Linked DNA regions of Mus musculus: all the other regions are linked to region 1. The links are chromatin loops, found by intact Hi-C in ENCODE. Cell type or tissue: heart. All regions are shown on one strand.

What was found. A loop is a pair of places that touch in the nucleus more often than their neighbours do. Peaks named below come from ENCODE experiments on the same cell type or tissue, not always from the same donor. Only the 100,000 strongest peaks of a DNase experiment are listed, where the experiment ranks them.
Region 2: it touches region 1 in a loop (2.0-fold over the local background); 2 of 42 quality-filtered maps call a loop at or near these places.
Region 3: it touches region 1 in a loop (3-fold over the local background); 14 of 42 quality-filtered maps call a loop at or near these places.
Region 4: it touches region 1 in a loop (2.5-fold over the local background); 2 of 42 quality-filtered maps call a loop at or near these places.

The regions. Positions count from the first base shown.
Region 1 is chr5:74,068,059-74,073,058 of GRCm38, forward strand. Usp46 (ubiquitin specific peptidase 46) reads right to left here and starts at 353. Exons shown (of 9, transcript NM_177561.3): 1 at 192-353. The coding sequence starts at 227. In heart, CTCF peaks have their summits at 504 and 2,696 (motif pointing left); DNase peaks (open chromatin) are centred at 403 and 823; H3K4me3 peaks cover 1,454 bases; H3K27ac peaks cover 1,751 bases.
Region 2 is chr5:73,935,987-73,940,986 of GRCm38, forward strand. No RefSeq gene overlaps it. Among named protein-coding and RNA genes, the nearest start is that of 1700019F05Rik, 26 kb to the left of the region's middle. In heart, CTCF peaks have their summits at 2,005 (motif pointing right) and 2,661; no DNase peak of the experiment used is centred here.
Region 3 is chr5:74,274,846-74,279,845 of GRCm38, forward strand. The region is part of intron 5 of Scfd2 (Sec1 family domain containing 2); the gene reads right to left. Among named protein-coding and RNA genes, the nearest start is that of Gm32064, 39 kb to the right of the region's middle. In heart, no CTCF peak of the experiment used is centred here; a DNase peak (open chromatin) is centred at 3,056; H3K27ac peaks cover 1,520 bases.
Region 4 is chr5:73,488,934-73,493,933 of GRCm38, forward strand. Dcun1d4 (DCN1, defective in cullin neddylation 1, domain containing 4 (S. cerevisiae)) reads left to right here and starts at 2,093. Exons shown (of 11, transcript NM_178896.5): 1 at 2,093-2,258. The coding sequence starts at 2,234. In heart, CTCF peaks have their summits at 1,963 and 2,174; DNase peaks (open chromatin) are centred at 1,938, 2,968 and 3,608; H3K4me3 peaks cover 3,438 bases; H3K27ac peaks cover 3,290 bases.

The DNA of each region.
Region 1 (5,000 bases):
GGGATCCGCTCGGGGTCCCCGGCTGGGACAGAGGTGGGGGGGACTGCGGTCAGCCGGCCCAGCCTCGGGACCGGGAACTTCTGGCCGCACGGCCCCCACGACCGCGGCGCGCGTGCAGCTCCAGCCCGGGGTTCCCTTTCTTTGCCTGGCTCGCTGCGGGCGCGACCCCCGGAGGCTCGGCGGCCACTCACCATATTACAGATGGAGGCGATGTTTCGGACAGTCATTAGTCTAAAGGTTGCAGCGATCGCGCACCGCCATCTTTACCAGGGGAAAACGGGACTGTCCATGGTGGCGCGCAGCGAGGCCGGGTGGCGGCGAGGCGGCCTGGGGCCGGCTTGCAGTGGGGTTGGGCGAGCGAGGCCGGGCGGCGGCGAGGGCGGGGCGGCGGCGCGGGGCGGGGAGTGGCGGAGCGACGCAGCCCGGGCCGCGGCCGGCGGGAGGAGGAGCCCGGAGCCGGGAGGCGCGGAACCGAGGCCACTGCTATGCTCCCGCTGCCAGCCAGGACCCGCTCGGCTGACCCCACTGGAAGCCGTTCTTGCTCCTCTGCCCTAGGGTCCCGCTCGGTGCCAGCTGCACCGTAAGGCCAGCCCCGAGCAAACCCAGCACCGCGGCCTTTCCGCCGGACCCAGGACCGTACCGGGCACTGGGCTGGGGACCTACACCGCGGGGACACGGGCGTGCTCGCTTCCCGGTTTCCCTCTGCCCGTTTCTGCTGGTGTCCAGCAAGCCTTGGGCGTTAGGGATTAGCTAGTGGAGGATATGAATAAGGGTCTAAGGGTGAGTGTAGTCAACTTTAAAGTTTCTCTCCAGGGTTCTAGCCAGATGGCATCCGCCGGAACCCGAAAAGTAAAATGAGACCAGGACATGGGCGTGGCCAGAAAGCCCTAGCCAGCAGCAACCCAGCTGCCTAGGGAAAGGTTCCCAGAAAGGAAAGAATTCCGGGTCTAAGCAGGCACACTCGGGAGATTTGTGACATTAGCAGGTACAGAGGAAATGGCCAGGTTCTGGGCGGTACTAGAGGCTGTCCAGGAAATACCAAAACAAAACTTTCCTATCTCCCATCCTCGGAGCTCCTGATCTCAGTTTTGTTTGAGCTTTTACACCTTCCTGCGGAGGCCCAGACTGCAGGCTCAGGGTGCACACTGTACACACCACTTGAGGGATATGTTCGTGAGAACTGAAAGAGTTCATTTCAAACATGGGGAATAATTGTGCAGACAAGTTTGCAGTCCCAAGCTTTCCACAGGGAAGTTGTGCATGTGAAACGTGATAAATTCCCAAACCAATGTATTTTGTGGAGAATTAAATTAGGAGAGAAATTAATATAATTGAAGACAGCTCTGTCTAGCCAAGAGTAACATACTGGGGGCTGGGGGGCTAGGGTTATACACATAACATGAGAGCCATCCATCCATTGGTAATTCTTCTAGGATCTGGGGTGGAAATAGAAGACAAAACCACTGACTGAAGGGTGAGGGTGGGGGACGGGTCACATGGATACTGTATTTTTCAGTGTGTAGAAGGATTAATATTCCTGCTCACAATGACTCATTCTACCTGAATTTTACTTTCATTCTTTTTTACTGCTGTCAGTTACGACTCTTCCAGCTTCTACATGATTAGTTAATAGACATGGTTAGCTCCATAAGGCTTACAGAGCAGGTATCCAACCCAGCTCTGTGTTTCTCAAATAAATAGTACAGATAAAGGCATGCTAAACTTAGGAGGGGCACCATTTGAGGAGGGGGCAGGGGAGGGGGACCATCGATAAAACACCCTAACTATGACTGGCCAGAACACAGTAAGGTCCTGAAAAGCTTAAAGACTGAGAAATGTCACAAGCTGAAGGCCTCAGCTTTGTGCGTGGTTAGTCTAAAGCTTTCATGCTTTCTAATGATAAGCTTTGCGATTTTTTCCAATATGAATGCACTGAGTGCAAGGCCTACAGGGGTTAAAACACAATTGAGAGCTGGGGAGATGGCTCAGTCTATAAAGTGCTTACTGCACAAGTACAGATCTCTAGACTCACGTCCTGCCCCCCGCCCGAGTCCACACCCACAGGTAAAGAAACACAGTCATGGTGTATAACTATCCCAGTGCTGGAGAGGCAGAGAGAGAACACAGAGATGGGCTGGTATTTGCTGCCCAGCCAGACTAGTCAAATCACAAGCTACATATTCAGGCAAGACCCTCTCTGTCTCAAACAAGTAAAGTGCAAGGGGTAGAGAGATGGCTGGATGGTTAGGAGTGCACACTGCTCTTCCAGAGGACCTGACGTCAATTCCCATCACCCACTTAGGGTGGCTCACAAGTACCTGTAACTTCAGCTACAAGGTATCCCATGGTTTCTGGACCATGGCACCTACATCATATGCACATACCACCTACACACACACACACACACACACATCCATAATTAAAAATCAAATAAATCGGGCTGGAAAGATGTCGCAGTTGTTAAGAGCACTGACTGCTCTTCTAAAGGTCCTGAGTTCAAATCCCAGCAACCATCCTTAATGAGATCTGACGCCATCTTCTGGTGTGTCTGAAGACATCTTAAAAAATATTTTTTTAAAATAAAAAGAAAATGCCAATTTTTTAAAGGGGGGGGCCTGGTAAGATAGCACAGTGGGTAAAAGCACTGACCACTCTTCCAAAGATCCTGAGTTCAAATCCCAGCAACCACAAGGTGGCTCACAACCACCAGTAATGAGATCTGATGCCCTCTTCTGGAGTGAGCGGGGCCAACCAGAGGGAGCAGAGGTCCTAAATTCAATTCCCAACAACCACGTGAAGGCTCACAACCATCTGTACAGCTACAGTGTACTCATAGACATAAAATAAATAAATCTTTTTAAAAAATCAAATAAATCAGCTGGGCGGTGGTGGCGCACACCTTTAGTCCCAGCACTTGGGGAGACAGAGGCAGGCAGATTTCTGAGTTCAAGGCCAGCCTGGTCTACAGAGTGAGTTCCAGGACAGCCAGGGCAATATAGAGAAACCCTGTCTCAAAAAAACAAAACAAACAAACAAAAAAAAATCAAATAAATCTTTAAACAAACAAAAAAAAAATAAGGCAGAAAGGAGGGAGACATCCAACATCAACCTCAGGCTTTGACACATACAACGCACTCACACATGAACATACACATATGTTTACACACACAAACACCACTGGCACAGAGAAAACCAACCAGGACCTGGCCCTGGGTGCTGTGCCAACAAGAAAAAGGATTGTTTGGGTACCCTCTAAACACCTAAAACCAAGTAGACTGTAGACAGGTTGAAATCTGGGTGTGGTGCAGTGTAATCCAGCACTCGAGAGGCTGAGTCAGAGGGACTGCCACATGTTCAAAGCCCACCTGGGCTACATAGTGAGTATCAGGCCAGCCAGGGAGAGGTAAGAAGATTCTGTTTACCTCTGGAAGAAGAAGGAAAAAAAAAGTTGAAAGGCTATGGGTTAGTCAGCAAATCAATCGAACACTGCAGAGTTTATCCAACTCATGAATGATTAAATGTGTTTTACAATTCGGCAAGGTTGATATAAACAAGTCTCAATTACAGAAGGCTCTTGGATTAGAAAATTGTAACCCTGGCTTCACTGAGTGGAGAACTACCCAGGTAGGAAGAGGTCAAACCTCACAGATGGTGCCTAGCTAATGAGTGGATTTTGAGGGAAAGTGTGTCTCTATAGAGACTACAGCTGATGTGAGATCTATGGCTGGAAAAGAATAGCCAGGACATGGAAAAATGGTTTCTAGGCCAGCATCAACCTAAGTGGAGCAGAGCGAGGCAGCCACTCCAGGTAGTGTGCTCCCTGCTGTAAAGTGCGACCCATCGGCTAGCACTGGCATTACCTAGGATGTGGTAACTTGTATAGTTACAAGTCTCAGAACAGGTCTAACTCTACTTCAGCCAACCCTTGTGATGGAATTCACCATGTGCCCACCCTGGAATTATTCTGTGTCTTCCAGTAGCCACTGCCAGACCTACTCTGGGAAAGATCCCTCTCCCATGCTGTCTTAGTCAGGGTTTGTATTCCTGCACAAAACACCATGACCAAGAAGCAAGTTGGGGAGGAAAGAGTTTATTCAGCTTACACTTCCACATTACTGTTCATCACCAAAGGAAGTCAGGGCTGGAACTCACACAGGGCAGGAACCTGAAGGCAGAAACTGATGCAGAGGCCATGGAGAGGTGCTGTTTACTGGATTGCTTCCCCTGGTTCACTCAGCCCAGGCACCACCCACAATGGGCTCTCCCACCCTTGATCACTAATTGAGAAAATGCCTTACAGTTGGATCTCATGGAGGCATTTCCTCAAGGGAGATACACAGAACTGACCAGTGCACGTGCTCAAACCCTAGGGTTCAAATGAAAGAAAGAAAGAAAGAAAGAAAGAAAGAAAGAAAGAAAGAAAGAAAGAAAGAAAGAAAGAAAAGGCCAGGCGTGGTGGTGCACACTTTTAATCCCAGCTCTTGGGAGGTCTTATAAAAAAAAACAAAAAAAAAAACAAAAAACAAAAAACATTTAATTGGGGCTGGCTTACAGGTTCAAAGGTTCAGTCCATTATCATCAAGGTGAGAACATGGCAGTATCCAGGCAGTCATGGCACAGGCAGAGCTGAGAGTTCTATGTCTTCATCCAAAGGCTGCTAGTGGAAGACAAATTTCTGAGTTCGAGGCCAGCCTGGTCTACAGAGTGAGTTCCAGAACAGCCAGGGCTCTACAGAGAAACCCTGTCTCAAAAAAAAAAAAAAAAAAAAAAAAAAAAAAAAAAAGCCCAAAACCCAAGGGTTCAGGTATGTCTTACCTTGCACCTAGAGTGAGAAGGAACCTCATGGTCCAGCTACAGAGACTGATTTCTTCAGTAAAAAGTCAGCCCTGGGACTTCATGTGTACATGTGTGTGTAGGGATGTGTGCAAGTGTGTGTGTGGGGGGGTGTGTGTATGTGTGTGTGTGTGTGTAGGGTTGTGTGTGTGTGTGTGTGTGTGTGT
Region 2 (5,000 bases), 130 kb before region 1:
ACCCAGAAATGAACCCACACGCCTATGGTCACTTGATCTTTGACAAGGGAGCAAAACCCATCCAGTGGAAAAAAGACAGCATTTTCAACAAATGGTGCTGGCACAACTGGCGGTTATCTTGTAGAAGAATGGGAATTGATCCATTCCTAGCTCCTTGTCCATGGTGTTTTAACACAGTGATAGAAGCCCTAAGATACTAAGTGAGCTGCCTCTCCAGCTCCTCCAAATGCCTTTGTTTCCCCTCACAGGTTCTTCACACCAAGTTGCACTTGCCACCAAGGGCATAGGAAGTTGCAGATCACTATAGACACCTATGTATTTCCCACTATCTTTTCTAACCAATGAAGCAAGTTAACAAGTCTCCCACCTCATAGTTGACTCCCCATTAAAGAGAAAAGCAGTCTAAGCAAGGCAAGTGGCAGCCTCAAAATGTGTTCTTGGACCAAGAAGATCATCAGCAGGAGAATGGCACTGGAGGTAAGGACTGAAGCTAGCACGAAGATGTTGGTGGTCTAGGAAGCAGCTCAGAATCTGATGCAGCCACGGGCCCCACATAAAGGGATGGACTCACAGTGTTTCTCTACACTTCTGTCCCATGGCCCTACATTCTATGTCTTGTGGCCCTAGGCTGGTGATCAAACAGATGTAGACATACAACCTCAGGGTATTCAACTTAGAGGGAGCCATCAGGTGACCTGGCGAGAAGGCTCTGCCCTGTGGTAATCGTAGGGGTTATGCCTTCAGAATCCACTCCTCAGGAAGATGGTGTGACAGACAGACTCCAGAATGAGAAGCATGTAGGGAAAGAGTCTATGTCTGGCAGCAAGGGATAGAGTCATGGAGGAAAAGCAGGCATGTTAGAAGATTATAAGCGATCAAGGAAGGCAGACACCATGAAACTACAGTCAACATTAGACACAAGAGGGCAGATGGCAAAACACATGAAATGTGCTGGGAATGGCAGGCGTAGAACAGGCTCCAGGTAAGAATAGAGGCAGCCCATAATAGTTGACCGTGAGAAGGTCAACACACTGAAGCTTCAGGAATGAAGCAAAGACTAAAGGGGAAGCAAGATGACTCGTGTTCCTGGGTTCTGGGACAGTGAGATTACTCGGTGGATCTCCAGGTCCCGTCATTTATTCTGGACTCTGATGTCTGTTGTATTGGGGCATCTTTCTCTTCTATGGATATCAGATAGCTTTCTTTCCATTCCTGAAAGTTCAGGTAGCAGCTCGGAGAGCCCTGTTTTCATCGTTTCCAAATATATCTAGTGGCCCTCCTTACTGGAAGTAACACAAGTGAGTCCCTTGCTTACATGAAAAGGTGCGAGTGTATATATGTGTATGTGGTGGTGGCGGTGGCGGTGTGTGCATGTATACATTTTCATAATGTAGATTACATGTGTTTTATAGAAGATGGAATAAGAGTTCAAACAACCCAGAGGTCAAAAAGTCAGTGATGCACTTGGGAGGATGGGTAAGCACCGGAGTGCATGAGTCTGGGTGTGTACTTCATGTTCGGGCTTCTTCACGTTTGCCTAGAGCACCAGGTCTGTGGCTTCCCTCAGATTACCTTCTCATAAATACACCGAGTGTTAAGTGGACAGTAAAAGGTATGTGTATGCCCCTTCTGTCTCTACCATGGCTTTATTCAGAAACTCGGTTCATCTTCTGTGAAGAATGAATAGGGTGGAGAAATGCGTCAGTGGTTAAGAGCACCAGCTGCTCTTACTGAGGACCCACATGGCTTCCCCAGCCTAGTCCACCAACATCCTGAGAGCAACTGCTCTGCCAGGGTACTGGGGGTAGCTCCCATTGGGCTCAAGAATTAGACCCTTAGCCCGTACAGTAGAGAAATCCTCTTAAGTAACTGTTGTGGTCCTCACATAATCACACTTGGTAACTACTGTCCAAACTGCTATTACCCTCATTGTCCTGGCTCTGACCAGAACAAAAGAGCGACATGGCCATCTTCTCTATACCCTGCTGCTCCCCTGTCAGGCCAGTAGGAGGCAGCATTGACCCTCCTTGCCTACTCAATGACTGGTATCTTGACTCTAGAGCAACAGGAGGAGGGTTGGTAAAAAAGATTTTTTTTTGTCTTCAGAAAATTCTATCATTTCTCAACTGCCTCAAATCCCCCAGGTTATACTAGATCTTCCTTCTCTTTCAGGCCTCAAATTTTAAGAAAGAATTATAAAATCCTGAAGCCAGAAAGAACTTCTGAACACTTACCAGAGCCAGCCCTGGTTTGAAGATGAATGGGCTCACAGGAGCAGAGTCCCAATTATACAAGTTTAATATTTGGTAAAGTTTTGTAAAGTTATCTGATCTAAGCACTAAGCACAAACGAGGAGAGATAAGATGTCTGAATGAGATATCAGTTGTCAATTTGGAAGTTAAAACTAAACTTTTAGTTGGAAAGCCATTTATTTTAAAAGGCCATGGTGGCCTGAGTTTTAATTCTAGTACCCAAGAGACAGAGGAAGACAGATGGCTATCCATGATTCTGAGGCCAGCCTTGCTCTACATATCGAATTACAGCTAGCTAGGGTTACACAGTGAGGCCCTATCTCAATCAACCCATCGATTGATGAAAGGAATCTACATTACAAGCCTTATTACTAGAACCACAAGAGGTTCTGTTGGCTGCCCCTAGATGGAGTCAAAGAACTTGGAGGCAGGAGCAGAGGACAAAAGACTTGCTCACAACGTTCCTGCATGTTGCATGGTACAAAATAACGTTTTTTGAGAAAGCTGAGCATGTCCAAGAAGTGTTACTGTCTGTCACCTTTACAAGACAGCTAAGGGTACCCAGAAAATTCCTGTTCACTGAATTACACCCAAAAGCCTTCCTGACATTTTAACCTTTGAACACAAGTTCTAGAATCTCCAGCTAAGTGTGCCTAAGGTCATGTCAGTCATTCTTCCTTCTTGAAGTATGAGCTTAAACTGAGCATGCTCAGGAACTTACTTCTTAACTAACTGAGCATGTTCAGGGACATACCTGCCCCTACAGTGCTTTCAAATATGATCTTGTATAAGCCTTCTGAACAAAACCCACAGATATCCTTTGTTCAAAGAGTGTGGGTGCATTGCTTTTAAATATTTCCTGAGCCTTCCTGTGGTGGTTTGAATATGATTGCCCCATGGGAAGTGCTCCTATTAGGAGGTATGGTCTTGTAGGAATGGGTCTGGCCTTGTTGGGATAGGTGTGGCCTTGTTGGAGAAAGTGCATTGCTGTGGGGTTGAGCTTCTAGGGCTCCTAGTGCTCCAGCTCAGGCCCCTGCAGGACACATTCTCTCCTGGCTGCTTGCAGAGGACAGAGTCTCCTTCTGACTGCCTTTGGATCAAGACGTAGAACTCTCAGTTTCTCCTCTAGCACCGTCTGCCTGGATACTGCCATGCTTCCTGCCATGATGATAATGGACTGAACCTCTAAACCTGTAAGCCAGCCCCAATTAAATGTTTTCTTTCATAAGAGTTGCCTTGGTCATGGTGTCTCTTCCCAGCAATGGAAACCCTAAGATACCTCATTACTTGCTGCATATAATAAATCTTTCTCCACTCTCAGAAAAGAAGCCCTTTAAGAAGACATTTGTAAAACATAGCTGGACCGACTCTGTCCAATAGACGCACAATGGGAGTCACAGCTGCAGGTCAGAGATCTAATTTTAAGGTGGCTAACAAAAAAGAAGTGCTTTATATAAAAAAGAATCGGGAGAAATAGGGCCGTCAAGGATGGTTCAGTGGGTAAAGGTGCTTACTACCACCGAGACTGACGACCTGAGATTGCTCTCTGGGTCCCATGTGATGGAAAGAGAGAACTAACACTTGAAAGTTGTCCTCTGACCTCCACAAGCGCACGTTGGTGGTGCATGAATGTTCCCACACACATACAACAAGTAAAATAGAAAGAAGGAACAGAGGAAAAGAAGCGGGAGAGGCAAGGGGAGAACCGATTACATGGGGCTTTCTTATTTAACCCATAGACCAAATATATATTATTTCACCAAGCAACATTATTATTTTTTTTTCTGTTTTAGGCATTTGGCAACTGGAGCATTCTTTGCATTTTCTGCACATTTGAACTTAGACTGGCCACATTTTATGTGCTCTGGGGCTACATGACACTGGAGCTACAAAATAGGGCAGTGCATTATCAAGCTATGGGTCTGTGCAGAAACAACCTTGCAGGATCTTCAGAACCTACTGCAACAGGCATCTCAGCTCCAGAGGGCTTTCTGGAGAAGCGGTTTACACAAATAGAACACAATTAGCTGGTACGTTTTTACTTCAAAGGTTGCTATTTCAAAACCACAAACTTTTAACTCCATATCCCTTCTCAGATCAACTCCCAAGAATGATAGTGGCACCATCATATTTCTTAAACAATGACCGACAACAGTGGTTCTCAACCTGTGAGTCACAATCCCTCTGCGGATCAAATGACCTTTTCAAAGGGGCCACCTAAGACCATTGGGAAACAAAGATATTTACATTCTGATTCATAATAGTAGCAAAAGTACAGTTGTGATGTAGCAATGAAAATAATTTTATGGTTTGGGGTCACCACAGCATGAGGAACTGTATTAAAGGGTCACATCATTAGGAAGGCTGAAAACCACTGGCCTATGGGGACACAGGCAAAAAGCCATGTCTAGAGTGTGGTGGAAGAGAGTGCTCTGTCCTGAGTGGGACCTGAGAGTTATGGAGCCAGGAGTGCTATGTATAGTCAGCAGGCTTGCTGGGAGCAAATAAGTGCTTTTGCCCCAGGATTAAAAGTACGGCTTGATGGGAGAGGCAGGCTGTAATTACAGAGTGTTAACTGAGGACAACGTAGAGTACACCAGGCAGACATTGTTGTCTTTCTTGACAACAATTTTGGTCAAAACCCAAACACAGCTTTGAGACTCCAAGTAGCTTGTAGGTGTTCCAGAAAACAAACAAACAAACAAAACCTCATAGCAGCGCCCAGCTCAAAGCCAGGGTCAAGCAGGA
Region 3 (5,000 bases), 210 kb after region 1:
TCCTTCCACATGTGTAACCCGTTTTCATGTTAACTAAGGTCTTTTCAGCAATGCCAGCCATTTCTTACTCTACCCAGCTCTTTTCATTTCCTGAATCTTTAAAATATAACCTTTAGGGGCTGGAGAGATGGGTTGATGTGTGAGAGCACTGGCTGCTCTTCTGGAAGGCCCAGGTTCAATTCCCAGCACCCACGTGGCAGCTCACACTTGTCTGTAACTCCTGTTCCAGAGGGTCTGACACCCTCACACAGACATGCACACAGGCAAAACACCAAATGTGCATAAAGATAAATAAATCTTAAAAAAATAGCCTTTAAGGAACAGTTTTAGATTTACTAAGGAATATTGTAAATGGGAGGATTCTAAAAGTTGGTCAAAACATAGCATAGATAGACACATGGGTGGGAGGAAGAGTTTAAGAGATCACTGTACAAGACAGGGTCTATAGTGAATAATAATGTGCTGCACACTTGAAAATTGCTGCTAGCACAGATTCCAAATTAAATCTGCCTATGAGAAGTGAATGGCTATGCCAGTCTAATGTAATCACTTCGTAAGTACCCACATTTCAAACAGAACAGCACAATGTTGTTCACTATAAATATAATTTTTTTTAATCCCAGCACTTGGGAGGCAGAGACAGGCAAATTTCTGAGTTCGAGGCCAGCCTGGTCTACAGAGTGAGTTCCAGGACAGCCAAGGCTACACAGAGAAACCCTGTCTCAAAAAAAAAAAAAAAAAGAATAATAATTTTTGTTTGCCAGGAATTGGTAAAGATTTAAAGTCTGAAGCTATCACAGGGTTTCTCATATCTTTCTGTATGCCCTTTTCCTTACTGTTCACATCTGACATCCACACGGCACAGCACACTGGGACCATACACCTCATACAGAATGCCTTTTAAACACTGAAATTAGCTCTCTTAAAATGCCTTAGCTTAAGGGTTGAGGGCTTCTCTAGCATGTAGATGTCCTGTATTAAACCCCAGTTCGGGGCTAGGGGAGCGGCCACAGTGTGCAGTTGATTCATTGCAGTAAGTACATCCCACTATTATGTAGCCATTAGCACTGTCTGAAGAGACAAAGTTTGCAAAAACCGAAACTCTCTATTCATAAAACAAGAACTTCCCACCCTCCCACCCCAAGCCCCTGTCAATCTGTGCTGTATCTCTATGAGCCTGAGTACTCTGGGTACCTGGCATGTGTACAACCATACAGTGTTTTGTCCTTTTGTGACCAGCACAATGTGTTCAAGGCTCCCTGTGTTGTCTATAGTCAGCATCCTCAACCTTGTTACAAAGGAACCGATGTCACTTCCCAGGCCAACTGTGCTTCATGCTTGATTCTCATCAGCTCTCCATTGCAGTGAGCCCTGGCCCAGTCAGTTTGTAGTCCTGGGACCTCATCCCCAAATCCTCAGCACCTGAAATCTACGACTCTTTAGGACACATTTTACAAAGCCTAACTACTGGCAGTCCCTGTCCTGGGCAGTTTTATACATCTTACTTCACTTTCGTGACTTCCTTACGAGGCACAGAATAGCTTATGCGACTCCGATTTACAGAGCCTCACAGTCTTGGAAGGTGCGTGCGGTGACTTTCAAAGGGACTACAGTTACCACAGGCAGTCCCGGAATTAGAACCTCTGAAGTCCCAGACATGCTGTGGTACCGCTCAGTTCCTGCCTGTGCTAGCTCTCCTTCTGCGGGGTAGCTGTTACTCCCCATACACCCACAAGTAAACACATTTCTTCGCTGAACTACAGCTGAGGCTGTTTCCTCTTGGCCTCTCTCTCCACTGCACTGTTTGAGCCTCGTGGTACCCAGCATCTCTGAGCCATGTCTGAGCTTGGAGGCTCCTGTTCCTCATCGCTTCTTGGCTGGTTGGCATGAGCCTAGCCCTTCCCTTCTTTTCATCATACCCCAGTAGGGATCTACTTTGTAGTTTCAACTTAACTTCGGCTAGTCTTTTCAGTCATTATGTTTTAGCTAAACACAATGATCCAAGACAACTAACATTTTACTTTGTTGAAAGTACACGATAATTCAATGTCTACACCACCATATTCCTTTGACTTGGAGTAACGGAAGACATTTTATAGTTGGGAAACACCACCACTGCACTAAGAGCAGCACAAATGTCATAAGGGTGTGAATGCTGATGTTTGGCTGTGCAGAGGGGACGGTTGGCATTTTAGGTGTTGGGTGCAAAAGACATTCTCTGTGACAGACGAAGAGTTGATGGCTGGGTAGGGAGGAGGCTGGTGCCTAAGATGACAAGCTCAACGGAAAAACATGCAAAGCCGAGGACACAGGTATTTTTGGTTGCATCCCGCAGCGGAGCTTTAGCGTCTGATCTTCCATCGCCGCAGGGCGAACAGGTGATCGGCTGTGAGTGCATGGATGTGTTTAGCATGTGTGCAGCTGTGACTGGCTGCCTTAGAAGACAGATGCTCTTCTTATACATTCTTCACTGGGAAACAGGAAGCTCCCACAGAGGTGGTCAGGACCCTGCAGTGATGTGACAGGATGTCTGATTTACAGTCGCTTCACTGTAAGACAGAACCAGGCAGTGTGAGGATGGAGCAGCTGCTATAGGGACTGGCAGCAGACTGTGTGTGGGTGTGTGCGTGCATATCTATGCAAGAGAGAGGTGGGGGGACTGCGTACACTAGGTATCTCAGGTCCAGACAACCAACTGTTACTTGGAGTGATGTCATAAAACCATCCAAATGTAAGTTCTAAATCTCATAGCTTGCTGCTTCTACCCAAGAGCAGGAAAATGGCTTGCGAATTACAGTTCATGATAGAACATGACACTTTTGGATTTATAAAGGCCATTTTCAAATATTCCGTTTTGTCTTTCAGGCACACAGGATGCTGTGTGTATGTATAACAAACCATGAACTTGGCTGTGGTCTGACTACTTCTGCCTGGTGGAAAGCAAGCCGAGGTCACGGGCACTCCTTCCAGGAAGAGTGTTAACAGCCGGTCTGTAATTTGTGGCTCTTCTCTGGAGCTGCAGCAATGGAGCTGCAGCAATTTCAGATGCCCTGCCCTGCCTGAGTGCTTGAGTCCAGGGAGAGACTATGGTGAGCAGAGCCCTCTGCTGGCTGGAGTCAAGAATGCAGTGAGTGAGGCCTGACAGGTTTCTTAAGGCTCTTTATGGAAGAGCTGTGTCACTGAAGCAAAAGTTAGTCTCTAGTGACAACAATGGGGTGACAGCACAATTCAAGAAAATATGAATAGCTGGGAGCCTGGGGCTGAAGACAACACAAAAATAGTGGAAATGAATGGGAAGGACAATGGACTTTCTCTGGTCATACTCAGGTACAAGCTTGGACTTAAAAGGCATTCTGAGAAAGAGGCAGCAGTGTGCTGGGCTCCTTACACTCAGAACACACACCTGCTGTGTCACACTGGTGGACAGAACTGGTTAGGAGGGGGGGAGGAAGAGGAAGAAGAGGAGGAAGAGGAAGAGGAGGAAGAGGAGGAGGAGGAGGAAGAAGAGGAGGAAGAGGAGGAGGAGGTGGCAGCAATAGCCACAGGACAGTCATATACAATTGAGGCTGTCCTTTGCCTGTCTGTAGACTCTTCATCCATGTCAATCTTCTTTTACATAAAAAGTAGCATCTCTGAACTCAGCAAGCGCTGCCCAGGACTACAGCAACCCTGGTACTCACTGGTTCAGCCAGGTAAGGGCGACTGCAGCACATAGTGGACACACAGAGCCCAGGGACTTACAACAGAGCTGGGCTGAGTCAGATCAGTCAGCGGGCCACTGGAATGAAAAGCCCCTCCATGTGGCTATCAGGGATGAGTGAGCATTTACAGGGAAGTGGGCCTCCAGAGACGGTGCAGAGAGGTTTTGGCATGGACTCTGGGGACAAGTAGTTGAGGTCCTGCCTGAGCTTGGTAACATTGGCAAACTATCGTGTGCTTCTGTTTTCTCACGGAGGGTCGTGAGAGGGAGTGGCAGTAGCAGAATGACCTTAGTCAGTAGAGTGCAAGGTAAAAGCTCTTACCATGAGCCTTGTACACACTACTGCCATGGTTATTTTCATTTTTCCCGACCCCTTAGGTCCTCTAAGGCATGAGGGCAGGTGGGGTGGTGGTGGGGACTCTGCTTCTCTACTTAGTGAGTCACAGCCTTGCTAAGGGTTTGAAGGGGCTGCTTACACCTGCCTAGACTCTGGAGGACAGGCTGTAGCACCATTTATGGACTAGAATACTTGCTTAGGGCTTGGAGCATTCCATCAGTGTTAAGTGTCTACCACATTACACCCTAAGGTGGATGTAGAAGGTTTAAATCCTAGAGGTCATTGAATTTCAAAATAAGTTGCAGGGTAGTATTTACTTATATTCTGTCTGCACCCATGAGTGCTGAAAATGACCTACAAAGAAATAAACTCTTTGGTTCATCACTATGTTTCCTTAGAGCCGTAGTTTGGAGCAGAAGATGCCCATTAATTCTTCATGGAGATGCTGGGTGAAGGACTAGCAAAGTGTTGTTAGGAGGGCAATGGGGAGAACACATAGTCACCATAAGTGAGGGAGAAAGGCTTGAGGCTACCATGCCAATGCAAGGGGGATGGTCCAGAAGCTGCAAGGGTCATGGCTGAGACAGAGTGTGTCCCCTGAGACCAGACATGGTTCTGCAGAGGGCTTACCACTGTTCTCCCTGGCTTTGGATCCAACGTTCAGAAAAGAGTCAAGGCACTGGCAAACGCTCCCATCAGGACCAGGACCCATCTCAGCCCAACCCTCCCATGTGGAAAGCGGAAGCACTGGATGCCTCAGGGTGCTGGGGAGGATTGAATGCAAGGATGGACTGCATGTGATGGCCCATGCCTATAATCCTAGCATTGCGGGTACATGAGTACTGAGGCAGGGGGATTGTGAGTTTGAGGCCAGCCCGTGAAACAGAGAGTTCTGAGCCAGACTGGACTCCACCGAGAGAGCTTGTCTCAACCAAACAGAATAAAACAAAACAAAACACCAGC
Region 4 (5,000 bases), 580 kb before region 1:
TGAAGATTTATACTCTTATGGATGGTTGAAATGTCTGGATGATATTCACAGAGCATCGTTTAGTTGTTTTATTATTCATGAGACTTGTGCAGTAGTGAGGCTCAGCCGACTAAGAAAGAGTACTTCCTCTCAGTTCTCTAGCTCTAGCGGACTGTGATTGGCCCTGACACCTTGCCTCTGACTGTCCTTGGTGGAGGCCACTATTTGGAACCTACACACTATCCCCCTACCCCGATCTGGGTAAATCTGTATTTTACTTGAAACTGGTCAGACTGAACCTAGTGGAAACAGCTGAGAACCAGCATAGGTTAGAATTCTGTTTATTTATTTATTTATTTTTCCTGGATACTATGTGTCAAGGAAGTGCTGAGAGCAGGGAGAAAGCGAACTGGCAGCAGGTCCTTTAGGTTTAATAGTCTCACAACCATAAAGTTTGCTGCAGATAAATCAATATAGCAGATTAATAACTAATATAAATCACGGGCTTATTTTAATTTACAAGTACCAAGAAGTAAACCTCTTTTCTGTGCAAAATAATATGGGAAACAAAACTCAAACACAACAAATATTATACATAAGAAAGTCTCAGAAACACGAATAAACTGTAGTTCTTACTATATTAGGCTGAAATCAGGAACAGAATAATGAACACAAAAAGACTTTGCCCAGAATAAGCACTTAAAAAAATATAGAAGCTCCCAACCCAGGAGCCTACAAGTACCTTCCTTTGTTTATGAGACTTGGCTAAGACTCTGTCCTGTTAAGGAGACCCAAAAGAATGCTCTATGAAGAGTTCTTGTCTTCAGATGCAATTCTGATATTTTGCAATTTGATGAAGTGAATCATATGCATTTGAATGACAAATATGAAAGATTGCGTTATTGGGATTCAATTTAATTACAGAGAAATAGAGGGCGATGAGATGGAACATATCACAGTAACAAACACAGTGATGTAGATAACAAGGACTGTAAGCTGTTTTGCGCTTGTAACATTTGTCCGGATTTCAGAACTCTACAACTCAAGAGCCTGGGCTGTAGAATTCAGAATCCTAACGCAGGACCCCTTTGTTATCTTTGGTCATATCATCCAGTGCGTGTGGCGGAATCTACAGGCTGTCCAGGCTGTGGTTGGGGCAAGCGAGGTTTGGACATGGAGTGTGTGTTTGCGGTGGGGGCGGGGCGCCCACCCTCGCACATCTCAGCGTTATTGCATTACCTGTGATTGTGGAGAACTGGTTTTCAAGTACTGAAAAACTCCAAGAAACAACAAAAGCAGTATTTAGGACACTTAACAATCACAACCCCATTAACGCTTCCCTCTGCTAAACAGCGGTTTGGCCAGGTTCGACTTATGTTTCTTAGACTTTTATAGTCAGGGGACCTGGCTTATCTTGGTGTCAGGCTGACCCCAGAGCCTAATGTGGCACTAGGTTTTTCTCTCGCTGTCTGGGGACCGCAGAGGTGTCTGACGTTCAATGCCTGAAGCATTCGAAACCTTTGGCGCAAGTAACGCATGACTCTGAATAATTGACTCTGAAAAAGAGGCGCATTTCCAAAGTTGAGGACAGAAAGGTTGTGGCATAAAGGGGAGGAAAGCGGAGATATTTTTCTTCTTCTAATTTTCCGCAATGGGAAACGATTGAGGAGAACCGGCGGGACCCGGGCGCGGGCAGTAGCGGGATCTGGCCGATGGCCTCCCAGGGAACACCAGTCCCTGTGGGCTGGAGCTTGGCTCTAGGTCCCTCAGGCTGCTTTGTTTCGGATGCTTAACCCAGGTTCTCGGCTGGGCTCTCGGTTGGTCTCCCGCTCCAGGATCCGCCCGCCACAGGGCGGGGCTTCAGGGTCAAGGTGGACCAATTCCCCAGTCTCGCCCCTCCACGCGCTTTCGGACCCCTGAATGACTGACAGCCGTTGGGTCCAACCTGCGGCTCCGAACAGTGGCCTCCACCAGGGGCGGTCGGAGGCGAGACGCCGGGGCCAATCACGTTGCAGTCTAGGGGGCGGGGCCTCCTTGCCAGCTGCAGGCGGCGCAACCAGCACTTCTTCGGTCAAATGAGAGCCGAAGAGGGGCGGTCCCCCGGCTGGGGTCTAGCCAATGAGAAGGGCGGGATGGGCGGGCCGGAGAAGAAGCCGGCGGTCCTCTGTTGCGAGCTAAGGTTTGGGGAGTCGGTAGGGGGACCGCGAGTGGAGCGCGGGAGCCCGGGCGGCAGGCGGGTGTGAGCTGCCCGAAAATGCACTCGGATGCTGCAGCTGTCAGTGAGTAGCACAGAGCCAGCGGGCCCGCACACCGCGTCCGCTCCTGCGCTCCCTTCTCCACTTCTCCGGTTCCGATCGCGCTGGAGTCCCTGGCCCGGGAGCGGGTTGAACCCCTCCTGGAGTCCGAGGGCCGTGACGCTGCGGGCGGCTGGGGCGGGGGCAGGGGCGGCGGGGAGGGGGTGGGGACTGGCTGGCTTTCCGCGGTTGGGGGAGGGGGGACATTCTGGAAGGCCGGGGGCCGAGAGTCGGTGGTGCACGGAGGTGGAGACGGCGGCGGGCGCTGGCAGCTGGGGTCGGGGGTGGTACGAGCGGGCAGGGAGAGGGCCTGCGGTCCGAGTACAGGGTGAGGCTTGCGGGGCCCGAGCCGTACGGTCTACCGGGGAAGGCGGGGGAGTGCGAGGGGAGAGGGGGCGGGGACAATGGGAAGGAGGGCTGGGGGCGGGGGCGGGAACAATGGGTGGGGAGCTGGGGCAGCGGCCGGGCCGGTGAGGGGATGGGGGGTGATGTAACGGGGGCCATGGAGTGGGAGACGCCGCGGTGGGATGGGAGAGTTGTGGAGTCCGGTGTGCGGGACGGCGGTCGGGAGTGGGGAGAGGGCTTGGGGGGCAGGTGTTGGGACAGGCGGTCCCCGGAGGAGTGGATGGCGGATAGGACTGCTGTGCAGTTTGGGGGCTGGGACAGGGGTCGGGGAGGGTGTGCGGAGTGAGTTAGGAGGAAGAGTAGGTGGGGAGAAGCGGGGACTGGGAGGGCTGTCATCTTCGGGTACGGTGCTCTTGGGGCGGGGTGGGGAGCGTTGGACTGTCCATTGGGGGAGGCGCCTCCTCCCTGGAGAGGCCCGGTTCCAGCCTAGGAGGGGACCACCATTGAGCCTCGGGGTGCACTGAGGAGAGGGGGCGGGGCCGGGTACCCGGGAGGTGTCCCGAGGCTGGCAGTAGCCTCCGCGTTCGGCGAGCAACGGGGAGCGAGGTCAGCGCGGGCTGGGGTTACAGGACCGGGAGGCCGCTGTCTGCGAGCTGACTCGACCCGCAGGGGTCCTGGAAGCGGGGTGGAGGAATTGGCGTAAGAGGTTGTCGGGGTCCCCGGCGGTCCGTAGGTTTGGCAGTGTGTGACGCAGTTCTCTAATTTCTGGCCATCAGGTGTAGAGGCTGATGCGTCAAGACCTGTTACCTTGTACGGAGGGCCGCTTTGGAGGCATAGCAACGCGCGTGCGAGAAGCTACCTCCGCCCGAAGCACCGGGAGGGTGCTTTAGGGGTTTCCTTTAGGGTCTGGCTCCCCGAGCCGGTGTAAAGGGAAAGGCAGTCTCGTGGAATTCTGGGTCTTGTAGTCCCAGCCGCCCTGGGCCGCGGTTGGATTGGGTGCACGTGGGTAACTGTGGAAACGAGTCCCAGAATTCAGCGCGCCCCTTGGACCCTCCTTGCTTGACTAACTCGTGCTTTATGCCGCGGAGACTCAATGCATTCTCTCCCGGGAGATGCCTGGGTTCCTTGGGACAGTGTCCACCGCAGAGGGAAAGCCCAGGCCAAGCCCTGGCCTTTCTCCAAGATAATTTACCCCTGCATCTGCCTTGGGGAGCGAAAGCTTAGTCTCAAATCATCCTGCACACGTTCGTTTTAAAGCAACGTTTACCATGGAACATTTAGAGCGTGTTCATTGTATGGACGTCTAGAGTGAAGTATATAGCCTTACATAAGTATGGAAACTAAGTAGAGATTCGTAATATCCCTTGTGAAGAAAATACAGATAACTGCACTGGGTATTTCTTGGGCTACTTGGTTTGTCCAAGAGTTAGGGGATTTTTCTTTTGGAAGCGAATCAAGAATGGCAGCTTAGTGGAATTTGGGGTTGAAGTAGTCTCATGCCAGAACCTGCAATGAAATCCTAAAGGTGAGCAAAGGGGAACTGTGATGTCTTAACTTTTATGTAAGTGAAGCGAATGAGGCTGTAAAGTCCTTCCCTTTGGACTATTACAGGTCTTCCTAGTTTGTGGGCATCCTTTGCCAGTTCTCCTTGGTGATCACCCTAAATCAAATGTAGGGACTATAAGATTATTTTTGTGTGGTGTAATGGATACTATGAAACATCCATAATCGCAATGGTTATTGGAGGGGTGTTTTAATAACCCAGCGGTAAACATATTGAGGGCGAGTTTTAATATTTGGAAACGACTTGACACAGTTAAGACAGTACTAAACTTGTCTATGTGTTTGATAATGTTTTTTTAAATTTATTTTTACTATTTTAAGTATATATATATATATATATATATATGTGTGTGTGTGTGTGTGTGTGTGTGTGTATGTGTACATGCATATAGATGCAATGGAGAGCAGATGTGTGTGTGTGTGTGTGTGTATGTGTACATGCATATAGATGCAATGGAGAGCAGATGAAGGGTCCCCTAGAACTGGTGCTTGTGAGCTACTCAACTGAGAGCTAGGAATGGAACTCAGATCCTCTGCAAGAGCAATAAGCACTCCTAATTCTCCAGACCTTACAGGATGGCTTTTGAAATAAGGTCTGAGAAACTTGTGAGAATATGTTTTAGGGAAACAATTTATATCTATCCTGTTTTGACTTACACCTGCAGTAAAATCTCTAAGAACTGTCTTGTATAGAGTATGGACATTTTCCAACAAAGTATTTAATCCAGGATTTGCTGTTGCCGAGTGATTGTGGTGGGGTGGGGTGGGGGGGAGCATGTGCTCTTTAGATCTTCAAGATCTAAAGAAAACATCAGTCTG